2 separate regions of the Homo sapiens genome follow, and region 2 is linked to region 1. Evidence: chromatin loops called from intact Hi-C (ENCODE). Cell type or tissue: GM12878. All regions are shown on one strand. Each heading gives the region's core, and the rest is flanking DNA. Links, peaks and the distances in the headings are about the cores only.

Region 1 (12,145 bases), core at 5,148-7,647:
AATTGATACCAATGTATTTTTACTATGAATTAGATGGAAAGCTTCTTTACTTTATTTGTATTCTTTACTTATATTCGTAAAAACAGCAAAAATGAATGGAATGTTCCATTAATTCAAAAGTGGATTGACATAGTAAAGATGTCCATTCTCCCCAAATTGATCTATAGCTTTAATGTAATTCCTAACAAAATCCCAACAAGGTGTTTCATAGATACAGACAGGCTTATGGGCACAAGAAGCCGAAATAATTTTGCAAAAGAAGAGTAAAATGACAGGAATCGCTCCACCCAATATTACAGCTTCCTGTATAGCTACAGTAATCAAAATAATGTGGTGTTAGTGGAGGGATAAGTGCGTAGATCCACAGAACAGAAAACCTAGAAATAGGCCCACACAAATATGTCTGACTGTTTTTTTTTTTAAGATGCAAAAGCCATCAATGGAGAAAGAATAGCCCTTTCAACAAATAGTGCTGGAGCAATTAGACATTTATAGGCAAAAAAAATAAAAAAAAAAATCCTCAACCTAATCTTCATAACTTACACAAAAATCAACTCAAAATGATCATACATTTAAATGTAAAAGTAAAACTATCAAAATTTTAAGAAAAATACAGGAGAAAATATTCAGGACCATAAGCTAAATGAAGAGTTCTTAGATTTGATACTAACAACACAATCTATTAAATAAATAAATAAATAAATTGAGCCGGTTCAAAATTAAAATTTTTTGCTTGGTGAAAGTCTCTGTTAAGAATATGAAAAGACAAGCAGCAGACTAGGAAAAAATATTTGTAAATCACATCTCACATCTCTGACAAAGGACTTGTAATATCAAATATATTTAAAATTCTCCAACTCAACAGTACTAGGTTCCACTTTCAGAAATGAAGGGCTTGAAGGCCTCTGCAGACCTACTCCACAAAGAAAAACCATAACTAGTAAAATTACCAAAAAAAAAAAAAACTACCTCTTTGAGTCTGTGACATGTGAACTACAGCCCACTCTCACCCTCCCCCTCCTACCTCAGTGAAAAAAAATTTCACTTTGGATGGGTACAGCCAAGAACACGGGAATCCTTCTCCCTTTATCTCCCCAGGAGGGGCAGTCCACCATCATTTCTCATCCTTTCTCCAGATCCATGTTGCAGAGGCTAAATTCCAGATGAGTGCAGCTGAGCAGTCAGCGGCTCCCTTCCTTACCCAGTTTGTAGACTAGAGGGTCTTCCCTAGACAAGGCCCTAGATTCCGGCAAAAATACTGAGAAACTGGACCACTCGTGCATTGCTGATGGGACTGTAAAATGATACAATCATCCTGGAAAAGAGTATGGCAGTCTCTTACAAAACTAAAGATGCACTTACCATATGAACCACAAATTGCACTCTTGGACATTTATCCCAGAGAAATGAACATTTACGTTCACACAAACCCTGTACATGAATATTCATAGCAGCTTTGTTCATAATAGACAAAAACTGGAAGCCATCCAAATGTCTTTCCATGCATGAGCAGTTAAACAGATTGTGGTTCATCAAGCCATAGACTACTACGCAGTAATGGAAAGGAATTGATACACTAATCAACTTAGATAGATCTCAAGAAAATTATGCTGAGTGAAGAAAAAGCCCATCTAAAAGTCCATCTTAAAAGGTTACATACTATATAATCCCATTTGTATTACATTCTTGACATGACAAAATAATGGAAAGCAAATTAGTGGCTGCCAAGAATTGAAGTTAGGTGGCTATGCAAGGATAGCATGAGGGTTCCTTGCAATGGAATTCTTCTGTATCTTGACTGTGGTGGTCGTCACATGAATGTACCCAGGTCATAAATTGCATAGGGCAAAATACATAGACAAAATACACACACACCCACAAGTAAGTGCATGGAAAGCTGGTAAAATCTGAATGTGAATGGGTCGTCTCCACATCAGTTTCTTGTTTGTGCTTTTGTATCACAGTAATGTAGGAATTACAATAGAGGAAACTGGATGAAGGGTACATGGAATTTCTGTGTATTATTTCTTACAACTGCCTGTACATCTACAATTATCTCAAAATTAAAAAAAAAGAGTTTAATAAAAGCAAACTGATGGCACACAAAGTTGAATGATCAAAGGATTTTTAGACAAGCTCGGCTGAGCTACTCACATCATTACTACCATTTGAAACAGAAAATTTGCCTTTATTTTGCCTTACTGTGGCCCTTTAAGAAATAAAAGACATGAAAAATAGTATTTGAGAGCTACTTTCTCCAGCTATGCTCTGTGACCGCTAACAGGTTGAGAAATTTGTTTTCGTTAATCATAGGTCTTGCCACACAGGTGATACACAGGTGATTCGGTGCTGAGAAAGCACACGGTCAGTGGTGTCGTGGGCGTGAACCAAGTCCTGGCTTTGTCTCCTGCACAAGCTGTGAAATAGAATATGTGACTTGCCCACTCTCAAAGTCAGACCTGTAAAATGGTGTAAGAATAATATCTAACAGAATTTTGTAAAAATTAACTATGATCTGAAAAATAAAGATAAGTAAATGGACTTCGTAAAGGATTAAACAGTTATTGCTGTGAAATTGGCATTTCAGAGCTTACCTAGCCAAATCCTGAATTTTATGGATGAGAAACCTGAGGTCAAGAAAAGTGAGTGTCTAACAGTAGACATAGAGCAGCTTGTTAGATAAAGAGCGAGGGCTTTGGAAGACCAGTCCCTTTTTCATAAGAGAAAGATTTTAAACATTTGAAGGAAATCACCTGCAATTCTACTTTATTTTAATGTCTTCACTGCACCCAGGAGATTATACATATATTATTATTGTTTCATAAATGAGGACAGTTTCAAAAACCAAAGCAAACTGCATAGGCAAATTCTAACAATGTACTTTAATTTCATATACCTTTTTTTGTCACAGTGTTAGTCCCAATTTGAAAACCAGCAGTTTTTCTTCCCTTCATCTCAACAAAAAGAGAGCAAAGTTCAGGATTTGTAGACATTTGTTTCTAAATTTTTTATGGGATAATATAATCAAGCACCTCGGTAAATTTTTATTCATTAAAATACAAATTCTGTCAGCTTAGTCATTGCCTTTACCTGTGGAAAATGAACTTTTTGTTCTTTTTCCCTTTATGGAAAGCTGAATAGAAATGTTAGGATTTTGTTTTATAGCAGTGTTTCATTCTCCAAGTCTACTTGTCTCAAGACTTTTTATAATGCATTATATACCTGGATTTTTCAAGTTCTCACCTGAGCCAGTAATAAGACGTATATTTAAGGAGGTGCCTTTTTCTGAGCCCCTAGGCCAGGAATATATTCATCTTTATGTACACATGTTCTGATAACCCCATATAACCTTATGTCTTATTCTTTAACAAGTTTCTTTTATAAGCCAGCCCTGCTGAAACAATAACCTTAAGCTCCCTAAGGGTTTCCACTACCATAATGTCAGCTTTCCTGGACTTCATTTTGTCACTACAATTCCCCATGGCTGTGTAATAATAAAAACTTCTACGTGTACAGCACTTTAAATATTTCAAAGCGTATTAACCCATATCAGTTTTAGCCTGTGAGTCCTTGCCCATGCTCTTTTTTTTCTGTTTAAAGGTGAGGTTGAAAACAGAGAGGACAGAGACTGCCTGTGTTCTTAGGGTTGGAACCTTGGACCAAAAAGCAGGGTTCCTTCGGACTCTGGCTCCGTTTCTTCCCTGACTGGCAGCCAGTACTCATGACTTCTTGCTCTGAGCTTTCAAGAAGACTGGATCCGTCACTTTAGAACAGACTCGACCTAGACAGTCTACCAAGGTAAAATCTTGTATCTCAGGAAACCATGGGCTCTCACCTCCTAGGGTGTTCAACCATAAACTGAATGACTAATTAAAGTGGATTCAGTCAAGTGGGTGGTTAGACACGAAGACACGGAAGGTCATTTCTACCACTGACATTCTGTAATTATAACAAAATATGTTTTAAAGTCTAAACTACAATATTTTTTAGTAAATTGCTTTCTCATTTTTTTTCTTCCTTACAAACTATGATTGTTAAAAAGGAAAAAAACAACATGCAAAAGGAATTGAGTAAAAAAAGGCTAACAGTGGCCGGGCGCAGTGGTTCACACCTGTAATCCCAGCACTTTGGGAGGCCAAGGCGGCTGGATCACTTGAGGCCAGGAGTTTAGACCAGCCTGGACAACATGGAGAAACTCCATCTCTACCAAAAAAATACAAAAAATAAGCTGGGCGTGGTGGCACATGCCTGTAATCCCCACTACTCAGGAGGCTGAAGCAAGAGAATCACTTGAACCCGGGAGGCAGAGGCTGCAGTGAGCGAAGATCACACCACTGCACTCCAACTTGGGTGACAGAGCAAGACTCTGTCTCAAAAATAAAAAGCAGGCCAGGCACGGTGGCTCACGCCTGTAATCCCAGCACTTTGGGAGGCCGAGGCAGGCAGATCACGAGGTCAGGAGATCAAGACCATCCTGGCCAACATGGTGAAAATCCGTCTCTATTAAAAATACAAAAATTAGCTGGGCGTGGTGGCACACACCTGTAATTCCAGCTACTCGGGAGGCTGAGGCAGGAGAATCGCTTGAACCCGGGAGTTGGAGGCTGCAGTGAGCCAAGATCGCCACTGCACTCCAGCCTGGCGACAGAGCGAGACTCTGTCTCACAACAAAAACAAAAACAAAAACAAAACAAAAGAAAAAGAAAAAAAGCATAATGGCGTGTAAATGTTTGTCTCAAGAATACTCTCTGCCATTAATAAATTCACTTTTTTTTTTTTTTTTTTTTTTTGAGATGGAGTCTTGCTCTGTCACCCAGGCTGGAGTGCAGTGGCCAGATCTCAGCTCACCACAACCTCTGCCTCCCAGGTTCAAGCGATTCTCCCACATCAGCCTCCCGAGTAGCTGGGACTACAGGCATGCGGGAGCTACCACACCTGGCTAATTTTTGTATTTTTAGTAGAGACGGGTTTCGTCATATTGGCCAGGCTGGTCTCAAATTCTTGACCTCAAGTGATCTGCCCGTTTCGGCCTCCCAAAGTGCTGGGATTATTGGCATCAGCCACTGGGCCTGGCCTACATTAATAAATTCTTCATTGTTTTTCCTTCTACTAGTTACTAGTTTCTCCTCCCTCCAATTGACCCTCTATATTAGTGTTGTCCATTAGAACTTCCTGTGATGATGGAAATGCTATCCAATGCAGTCACCACATCTAGCTATGAAGCTATTTGTGTAATATGAAGCCATATTACACGAAATATGGCTATAGTAACCAAGTAACTCAATTTTTAATTTCATGTCGTTTTAATGAATTTTAATTTAAATAGCCATGTATGGCTAGTGGTTACCATATTTCACAGCACAACCTCATGACCATCAAATTAATAGTCCCCAAAACAACTCTGCTGCCCTGCTTAAAAATTTCTCCTAGATCCCATTTGAGAATGAGAGGTGGCAGAATATGCCACCACAAAATATACCACCTTGGCATAAGGATTCTTTTGAGCTCGAGGCACTTGAAAAGAAGCAGATACAAGAAGAACTCTGACCTTCTTCTTTCTCTAAAGAGCAGAAGATGAAATTGCTATGTGAAAGATGGCCTCCCTATACCAGAAGGAAAGTAACATTCTTATCAAGGATGAGTTGAGGCCAAGAGAATTCTGTACAGCCAGACCTCGTTCAAGATTTCATCTTCCTTTAGCCTTCCCACACAGTTTAGTCTTTGTTCAACCTACTATATAAGCATTTAGGTTTTGCCACTTCTTTGGGTATTCATTTCCTTATGAGGGCTCCCATGTCATGTAAAACACATAATTATGTATGTTTTTCTCCTGCTTATGTCTTACGTCAATTTAATTCTCAGGCCCAGACAAAAACTCTTAGGAGATAAAGATGAAATTTTGTCTCCCATGCAACCACATCGCTGTTTCTCAAACTTCCCTGTCAAAATACAACTAACAGTTGAGACTGGAGAGCATACTACTAAGTCCAGAAGTTTAACTTAAAAACTGGACAAGTTGGAAATTAATTTAATGTTCTTTTTATCTTTAAAATATGTGTAAATTTTGCCATCCTCTACCTGACATAACCAAATTTCTCTTAAGATATAAAGGTTTAAAATATCTTGCCATCAGATAAAAGAACAAAAATTTCCTATGTCCTTCACTGATCAACAGGTGAGAAGCTATTGCACTAATGATACCACTAATGAAACTAACCACTAACAATTTGAGAAAGTTCAGTAAAATGAATGATTGCTGCGGCTGCTGAAACATACATCAGGTTTTATACTTAATCAATTTCCCTTCTGGGTATGAGTGTCATATTTTGAGAACTGAGATTCACCTAAGTATGGGGTTATAATGGCAATGGTTTCGGGTTTGTTTTTTTTTTTAACTTTAACAACTGTGTCAGAATAATAATTGTCAGAATGTTGCCAAAAGTGTTGATGAGTGAAAAATAGTTTTAGGTATTTGCTGGTGGATAAATTTAACCTGTACCAGTTTATAGAGGAGTAAAATCTCTGGTTTCTTATGATCAATGATACAATGTGTTTTACTTTCAAAGGAAAGATTTATTAAATCATTTTTCCAGTGTATAAAGATGGCTGATGTTCTTTATTTTATTGTAAATACAATTTTCATCACATAAAAAATATATGCTAAACTCATTTAAGAATCATTCTTTTTCGGACAGGTGCAGTGGCTCACTCCTGTAATCCCAGCACTTTGGAAGGCCGAGGCAGGCAGATCACCTGAGGTCGGGAGTTCAAGACCAGCCTGACCAACATGGAGAAACCCCGTCTCTACTAAAAATAAAAAATTAGCCGGGCGTGGTGGTGCATGCCTGTAATCCCAGCTACTGGGGAGGCTGAGGCAGGAGAATTGCTTGAACCCAGGAGGCGGAGGTTGCGGTGAACTGAGATCGCACCATTGCACTCAGGCCTGGGCCACAAGAACGAAACTCCATCTCAAAAAAAAAAAAAAAAAGAATCATTCTTTTTCAATAAGATAAATAATACATTTGTAACATGAAAAAATTAATATGGTCTTCACAGAAGAGTTCAATAAGGCCATGTTCTTTATTTTCTATAATTAAATTAAACCACTTTATGAGACCCAATTTCACTGATGGAGGAAGAGCAACGTGCATTTAAATTTGCTGATTAAACCTAATTCACATTTTCTTGCTTAAAACACTCTCTCACAGAAATATTCAGTCAATTCAAAATATACCTTCCTATGAGGGCATTTTTCTTTCCCTCCTCCTTTTTCCTAAGATAGAGTCTGCATTCAAAGTAAGCTTTTCAAAGCTTCATAGCAAGAAGCAAGACCTCTAGTTTATTTAACCTTGAAAAGACCAACAAGCAATTTTTCCTTTGCGTAGGAACTGTGCTTTTGATAGCATTGTCTCTATCTACAATGTTCTTCTATTTTGCTGCAAGATTTCTTGTGATTTTTCTCCTTTGAAATGTGTCTGGTTTTTTTTAATATCATTGCAAAGATAATGGCTACAAGAGGCATCATGTTGTAGATTCATTTACATCTCCTCAATCGCAAGCTCCATATTTTAAACAAACATCTCCTATATATCTCTCTTAATCTAATCTCTTTTAATTTGGTTTTTCTGTGCATTTTCTAGCTGTGTTTGTCGTGGTGCTCCCACCTTCTTTGTTGCCAGTGCCAATGCCAGGGTCAGATTGCTCTAAACTTTCCTTATTACCATGAATATTTACATTGGCTTTAAGCATCCTATTTTTGTCCACTGCTCTATGTTCCTGAAACCGCCCAATGGGTTCTCCTTGCCTACTGCCTAGACAGGGCCAATTTATCAAGACAAGGGACTTGCAATAGAGAAAGAGTTTAATTCATGAAGAGCTGGCTGTGTGAGAGACTGGAGTTTTATTATTACTCAAATCAGTCTCCCAGAGAATTCGGGAACTGGAGTTTTTAAGGATAATTTGGTGGGTAGCAGGCCAGTGACTCAAGAGCACAGATTGGTTGGCTTAGAGATGAACTGATAGGGAGTTGAAGCTGTCCTTTTATGCTGACTCAGCTCCTGGGTGGGGGCCACAGGACTGGTTGTCAGGTCCCAGTGGGGACATCCCATTGTCAGAAATGCAAAAACCTGAAAAGACATCTCAAAGGCCAATTTTAGGTTCTACAATAGTCACGTTATCTTCAAGAGTAATTGGGGAAGTTGCAAATCTTATGACTTCCAGAATAATGGCTGGTAATTATTTAGAATTCAAGCTCCTCTCATCCTAACTTGGTAGCCTTTCAATAGTTTTACAAGAACAGTTTAATTTGGGGGAAGGGCTATTGTTTAAACTATAAACTTAATTTCTTCCAAAGTTAGCTCTGCCCACGCCCAGGAATGAGCAAAGATAGCCAACATGTGAGCTACAGACAAGATGGAGTCAGCCATGTCAAATTTCTCTGTTTGACAGTTTCCTGCTGTAATTTCCTCAGTTATAATTTTTGCAAAGGTGGTTTCATTCCCAATTGTCTTTATAATTTTCTGTTATTATATGATTAAAATGTAAACTGACAGGAAAATTATCTAAAACTTCCATACAGTATCACTACTTCTGTATTATCAGAGAATACACTGCAGGAAGTCGAGCCAAGCATACCAGTGATCACATGTTTACAGACTAATCTTCCTTTGGCTGTAGTTCTAGAAGAAAGTTGATCAGATATGTGGACTGTTTGTGTATTTGTGTAGCAAACATTTTCAAAAAATAGTAGTACTGACTCATAAACTGGTAAACATGTGTTTCTCAAAAAAATAAAATAAAATAACTCTTGGTGAGCCTTCCAGGACTCATGGAGGAGGTTCATTTTTCAGCTAACCTGCCTCATAGACTAGAATCTGCTATGTGGACCTGCAACATTAACCAATGTAGTAGACACTGTCAGGCTGGAGCCAAGGAAGGCCTTTTTGCCCCAGCTTTTTCAGCTGTCAGGTCCTTCAGGGTCAGGCACAGCTGCGAAGAGCCTCCTTGTCTAGGTCAATGCCCTTCTCAAGAAGGTCTACATCCAATGACTGATACATGGAGGCTGGGTCATTTCAACCCCATGCAGAGCCACACTGACAGAGCATCTTTAGTTCCAAGTTTCTCCATGGAGTCTGCAGAGGCTATCACAGGGCCTGCTTTGCCACTTGACTTCTCTTCCAGCTCAATCCTGCATCCTTTCCCTTCTTGCCACAGTAAACTTCCTACATGCTAATCTCAGTCTTGGTGACTGATTTCTGGAGAACTCAATCTGCTGCCACATAAGCTCACTTTCCTGAAATATTAGTCCTGTTTCTTACAGTACTGATACCGTCATAACAAACAATTATCTGATTTTCTAGTCATTCACTAAACATAAAATATTACATAAACCATCTAACTTAGTGGTTCTAAATGAACCACTGGAGAGATTTTTTTTTTTTTTTAGTATTAGTATCCAGACCAATTAACTATGGGAACAGGCCCCAGGAATCAGTATTTTTTAAGAGCTTTCCACGGGGTTCTAAAGTGTAACCAGGATTGAGAACACTCAATGCTTTCAGGAAAAAATATACAACTCACCAAGGAGGGAGAAAAGGATTCTGCTGCATTTGCCTATGCTTACGTATGCTAAAACATGTTCCCACCACCTAATATGCTAGCCAGTTTGCACACACACCATCACCTCTGCTTTTGCTCATGTTCCAGTGGGTGAACTATTCGTGCTTCAAGGCCAGCTTCTCCATCTGTGCAATGGATCCCATCTTCTCAAGGACCTCTCTCTAGACAATGCCCCCTTCTGTTCTGCACCATTACTTTTTCTTTCTCCACTGTATTGTTTCCGTTAGCATGCAAACAGCCAGAGATGTCTCCATTCTTTACAAAAAGAAAAATCTCAACCCCAAATTCTTCTCCAGCTACTTCCAGTCTTCCAGCTACTGCCTCATGCCTCTCTCCTTTTTCAGGCAAATGTCTTCAAAAAGTTAATTGTATATGCTTTCACCATTTCCTCACCTTCCATTCTCTCTTGAGCCTACTTTAATCAGGCTTTTATCCCAACCCTCCAACCAAAGATGCTTTTATCAAGGGTGCAGTGACATCGACATTGCCAGACTTAGTCCACATATTGCTAAATCTGTCACAAGCCTTTGACACAGTCCATCACTTCCTCCTTGGACACTGTCTCAAGTGTCTGGTGTCCTGAATAGCACACCCTCTTGAGATTCTCCTCCTGCCCTAATGGTCTCAGCCCTCCTTGCTGGCTCCTCATCTTCCCAGTCTCTACACATCACTTTGCTGAATGAGGGGATTATCCCAGTTTTATGGCTTTAAATATCATCTCAATGCTTGGGATACTCAAATGTATATTCCCAATTCAGACTGTCCCCCGAATTCCAAGCTTATTTACCCCAACTATCTCTTTCAATCTCCACTTGGATATCTAATTATCATGTCACACTTAGATCATGCCAATTCTTCTCAGTCTCGGTAAATAACACCACCAACCTAGTTGCTCTTGCCAATATCTTTTTTTTTTCTTTTTTCTTTTTGGAGTCAGGGTCTCACTCTGTCACTCAGGCTGGAGTGCAGTGGTGCGATCATGTCTCACTGCAGCCTCAACCTCCTCGGGCTCAGGTGATCCTCCCACCTCACACTCCCAAGTACCTGGGACTACAGGCACATGCCACCATGCCCAGCTAATTTTAGTATTTTTTGTAAAGACAGGGTTTTGTCAGGTTGCCCAGGCTGGTTTCGAACTCCTGAATTCAAGTCATCCACCTACCTTGGCCTCCCTGAGTTCTGGGATTACAGGCATGAGTCATTGTGCTTGGCTCCAAAATCTTTAAAGCCTATCTAAAATGTTCTCTTTGATTTCATGCCACAAAATTTGTTAGCTCCACCTTTAAAATATATTTAGATTAAGACCTCTCTTCATCACCACCCTGCTGTCACCCTAACAAAGCAACCATCATCTCTCAAAATAAATCCTAATGTCCTTAGGGCTTCCTAGGCCTACTCTTTATGCCCCAGGCTACCTATCCAGGTGAATCTCTTCCAGTTCTCCTCCATGAATTTCTGTCTCACAGAATGCATGTACCATTGCACTTTGTAACGTCAGTCTCTCCCACCAGACAATGATCAGATTCTTAGTTGTCTCTTTATACCCATTCACAGTGCACTGACTGAGCACAAATTTAAGGTTTCAATAAATGGTAAGTGAATGAATAATGAATGAATGAATGCTACAATATTGATTATAATGGATAAAGAGATATATTGACCGGCTTGACAGAAAACTCGAGGTTATTATTAGCTACATTCTCTGTGCATGCTAACTGGGAAGAATTTCACACTTGCTTTGATGTATTCATTTTTCTCCTGGATTCAGTTGGTAAAATTAAATTGTCTTTCTTCTTTGCAGAGGCTGATTAATTTAAACAAAAGGGCATGTGTAGTGACCCTCACAGCATACTAACCAACTTAGTTGACTCCAATAATTCAATATATACAAAGAAAGCCTGTTAAAACAAGGCAGGAGCTAATGAAGCCAACAAAATCAGTTCTAAAAGTTTAGAAGGTCCCTAATAATCTATATATCGTTAAATTATTTCAAAATTTTTTATAAAGAGATTACGTAGCTGTTACACATTCCTGGATAACTTTAGTTGCAGAATATAATCTCTCAAAAGTTCTGGCCATTTTTATTTTTTATGTAATTCTATTTGATATTAGTTCAGAGAGGCCCAAAATTAAAATTAATGCGTATTTCCCTAATGAGAGTGACTTCATGATTTGCATTCACATTAATTTTCAACAGCCTTACTTAAAATTGTTTTGAATTAGAGTTTTGTAATTAGGACTTAACATTTAAATCACATTCAGGAGACTGTGCATATGGGTAAACAGACTGCCAGAATAAAGTATGAGCTAACAAAATAGTAATCTATTACTTAAAGGCATTTGGTAAGTCATATTGTATTTATCCTTTTACATCTTCTTACAAAAATATTCTCTTAAGTTTCTTAGCCACAGTTCATCCCCCTCATTTGACCCACACTTGCTCACAGTGATGTCACCTTCACCATTCCATCCCAGACCTTCAAACCTTTGTGAAATCCTGTGAGCCAATGACACAAGGGGGAAATTC
Region 2 (2,500 bases), core at 1-2,500, 430 kb after region 1:
AGAGAGAACACTGCCTGAACTCACAAGAAGGACAGTGGAAACAAACTGGTATGAGATATTTTCTTTTGTATTTTATTCTTTGAGGAAAAGAATTCTAAACAATAAGTCATCATTATAATTATTATTTTGAATTTTATTGTTATGAATAATAATAACATAACAGAATCCCTGTTTTATAACTACAGAGAAAAAAGTAAGGGTTGAGGAAATGAGGAAGAAAGCTTTCTAAGAAGATCTTACATTGTAAACAATGACCCTTGAAACTACTTTATAACACTTCTTGCTGAAGGACTGAAGTTCAAGGTGTGCTCTTCCTGAACTCTCTAGAGACAGACTGTTCCACCTTTAAGGCATGGTGAACATTCTCACTTGAAAGTGTCACTGTGAGCTGTTTGCTTTAAAGTGATTCAAACACAATCAAATATTTTTAAAAGAGCTTTCTTTTATCCTGTGTATTCAAAATAAGAATTATAACCAAAAGCTGATCTTAAAGAACTCATATTTTTTAAAAAAAGTAAATAGAGTTTATTGATTTCTCAAAATATCTATACAGTAACCACCAAGTTTATGAAAATCTTTAGAAATACATATAAAAATACAGCCTAGATATAGTTGAAATAGAATTCTTTTTACTTTTTTTTCTTTAACACATGGTTGATGTCATCTGGGTCTATTCTTGGTCTTATAATTCCAAAGTCAGTGTTCACCACTGACATCATTGACAATGTAAGGAAAGTTCTTTACTTAATAAGCTTGAAGGTGTTGAAAAAACAAAAAAGGTGCTAACACAACAGAGATTTCAATCGCCAAGTAGCACACCTCATGAAAATACACCAGACATTTATTAATGTAACAGGGCATTTTAGGAAATTTATATGAAATTAAATCAAGAGAATATTGTTAAAAACTAAATACTAAATTTCAAGATTAACTAATTAGATATTTTTGGTATTTAGCCATGACTGAGAGATAACCAAAAATGTAACCAGTAAATTTTTTCCTATAGGAATTTTATTCAATTGCAGGAGTCTCTAAAGTATGTTTTTGTGAACATACTTTGAATGTGTCTGAAAAGGAAAGATACAATTTTTGCTTTTTTTGGATTACAACAATGCAATTTGGAAACAGCAATTTAATCAAAGAAAATAATTATCATTACTTGTTTCCTCAATAAAACATGAATATATAAATCATATAATATAATTAGATCAATTTATCTTTAAAGGTGCATAATTTTTAAAAGGAATTTTATTATGCTTCTTGTTTTATGTTTCAAATAGACATTCACACACACACACACACACACACACACACACACACACAAACACACACAGCATAACAGACTCAGGCCATCATGTTCGCCTAAATCCAAATATCAAAATAATGTTCTTAGAGTGCCACCTTCTGGAAAAGTATGCCTGTATTTGTTTGGGGAAAAAAGCTGAATTGTGGCTAATAAATGTAAAAAACTCCTTTCACACATGAACAGTATTTGTTATTCTCAACCAAAAAAATTATTGCAATGTTTCCATTCTTAATCTAAGATTTGAAAGCTAAAAACTCAGTTATTTAAACCAGTATATTCCATTTGCTAAATATTATAATTGCCAAAATAACAAACAAACAACAACAAACCATGGAAAGAGCATTCAGGTAAACTTTTTTTATTATTGAATTTCCAGGGTCAAACCTATTTAACCAGATTAGCTTAATAACTCTGAACCAAATATGCTACTTTTAAATGAACACAGGCAATAATCTATGTATCTTTGTATATGGATTTAAGATTTTAAAATAAAAGTAATCATCTTATGACTGGCAACTCAACTACCTTTACTCTCTCCCAGTGAGAAGACAAACATAATAAAGACTGTATCAGATAAAGAAAGGGGCCCAAGTTGAACAGACTTGGTGTCTGTCCACACTCTATTCCCCACTACCTGTGCGACCTTAGATCATCTGCTTAATCTGAGTCCCTTTTTTATTATCTTGAAAATGGGGATAAAAGCCCTCTCTCAAAATCGGTATGAGGACTAAATTAGATAATGTATTTGAAGTGACTAATATGGTGTCTAAAACACACAGACACTTGAAGCGACCCTTTTACTCCCCCTTTCCTTCTCCTCACCCCAAAATTGTCTGTTAGAAAGAGTGCAGGTGGGGAAGGATTGACTCTGGGGAAAGGGGAAAATGAAGCATTTACATCACTCCATGTTTTATGGAGTTAAAATGAACATTTTATAATCTTCCATCCTTCAAGAAAGGTATTTATCATAGTAAAATAACACTGACTTTAAATTCCTCTAAGAATCGCCATCAAATCCTGGTACAGAGTCACCATTCCATGTTGAGTGCTTCAGCAAATGCAGGATGAACTGCACTTGGGCTCATACAGGGAAACTCAAGGAATGTACAAGCCTCCATGTCACAGAAGGCTGGTACTTCATAGCTATGTCCTCAGAACATAGCAATAAGATGTTGTAACAGGAAGCTACTAGAA

The links. A loop is a pair of places that touch in the nucleus more often than their neighbours do. Peaks named below come from ENCODE experiments on the same cell type or tissue, not always from the same donor. Only the 100,000 strongest peaks of a DNase experiment are listed, where the experiment ranks them.
Region 2: it touches region 1 in a loop (2.9-fold over the local background); 11 of 110 quality-filtered maps call a loop at or near these places.

The regions. Positions count from the first base shown.
Region 1 is chr2:195,499,598-195,511,742 of GRCh38, forward strand. No RefSeq gene overlaps it. Among named protein-coding and RNA genes, the nearest start is that of LINC01825, 27 kb to the right of the region's middle. In GM12878, for the core only: no CTCF peak of the experiment used is centred there; a DNase peak (open chromatin) is centred at 6,284.
Region 2 is chr2:195,937,060-195,939,559 of GRCh38, forward strand. All of the region lies in intron 19 of DNAH7 (dynein axonemal heavy chain 7), which reads right to left. Among named protein-coding and RNA genes, the nearest start is that of DNAH7, 130 kb to the right of the region's middle. In GM12878, for the core only: a CTCF peak has its summit at 1,417 (motif pointing left); no DNase peak of the experiment used is centred there.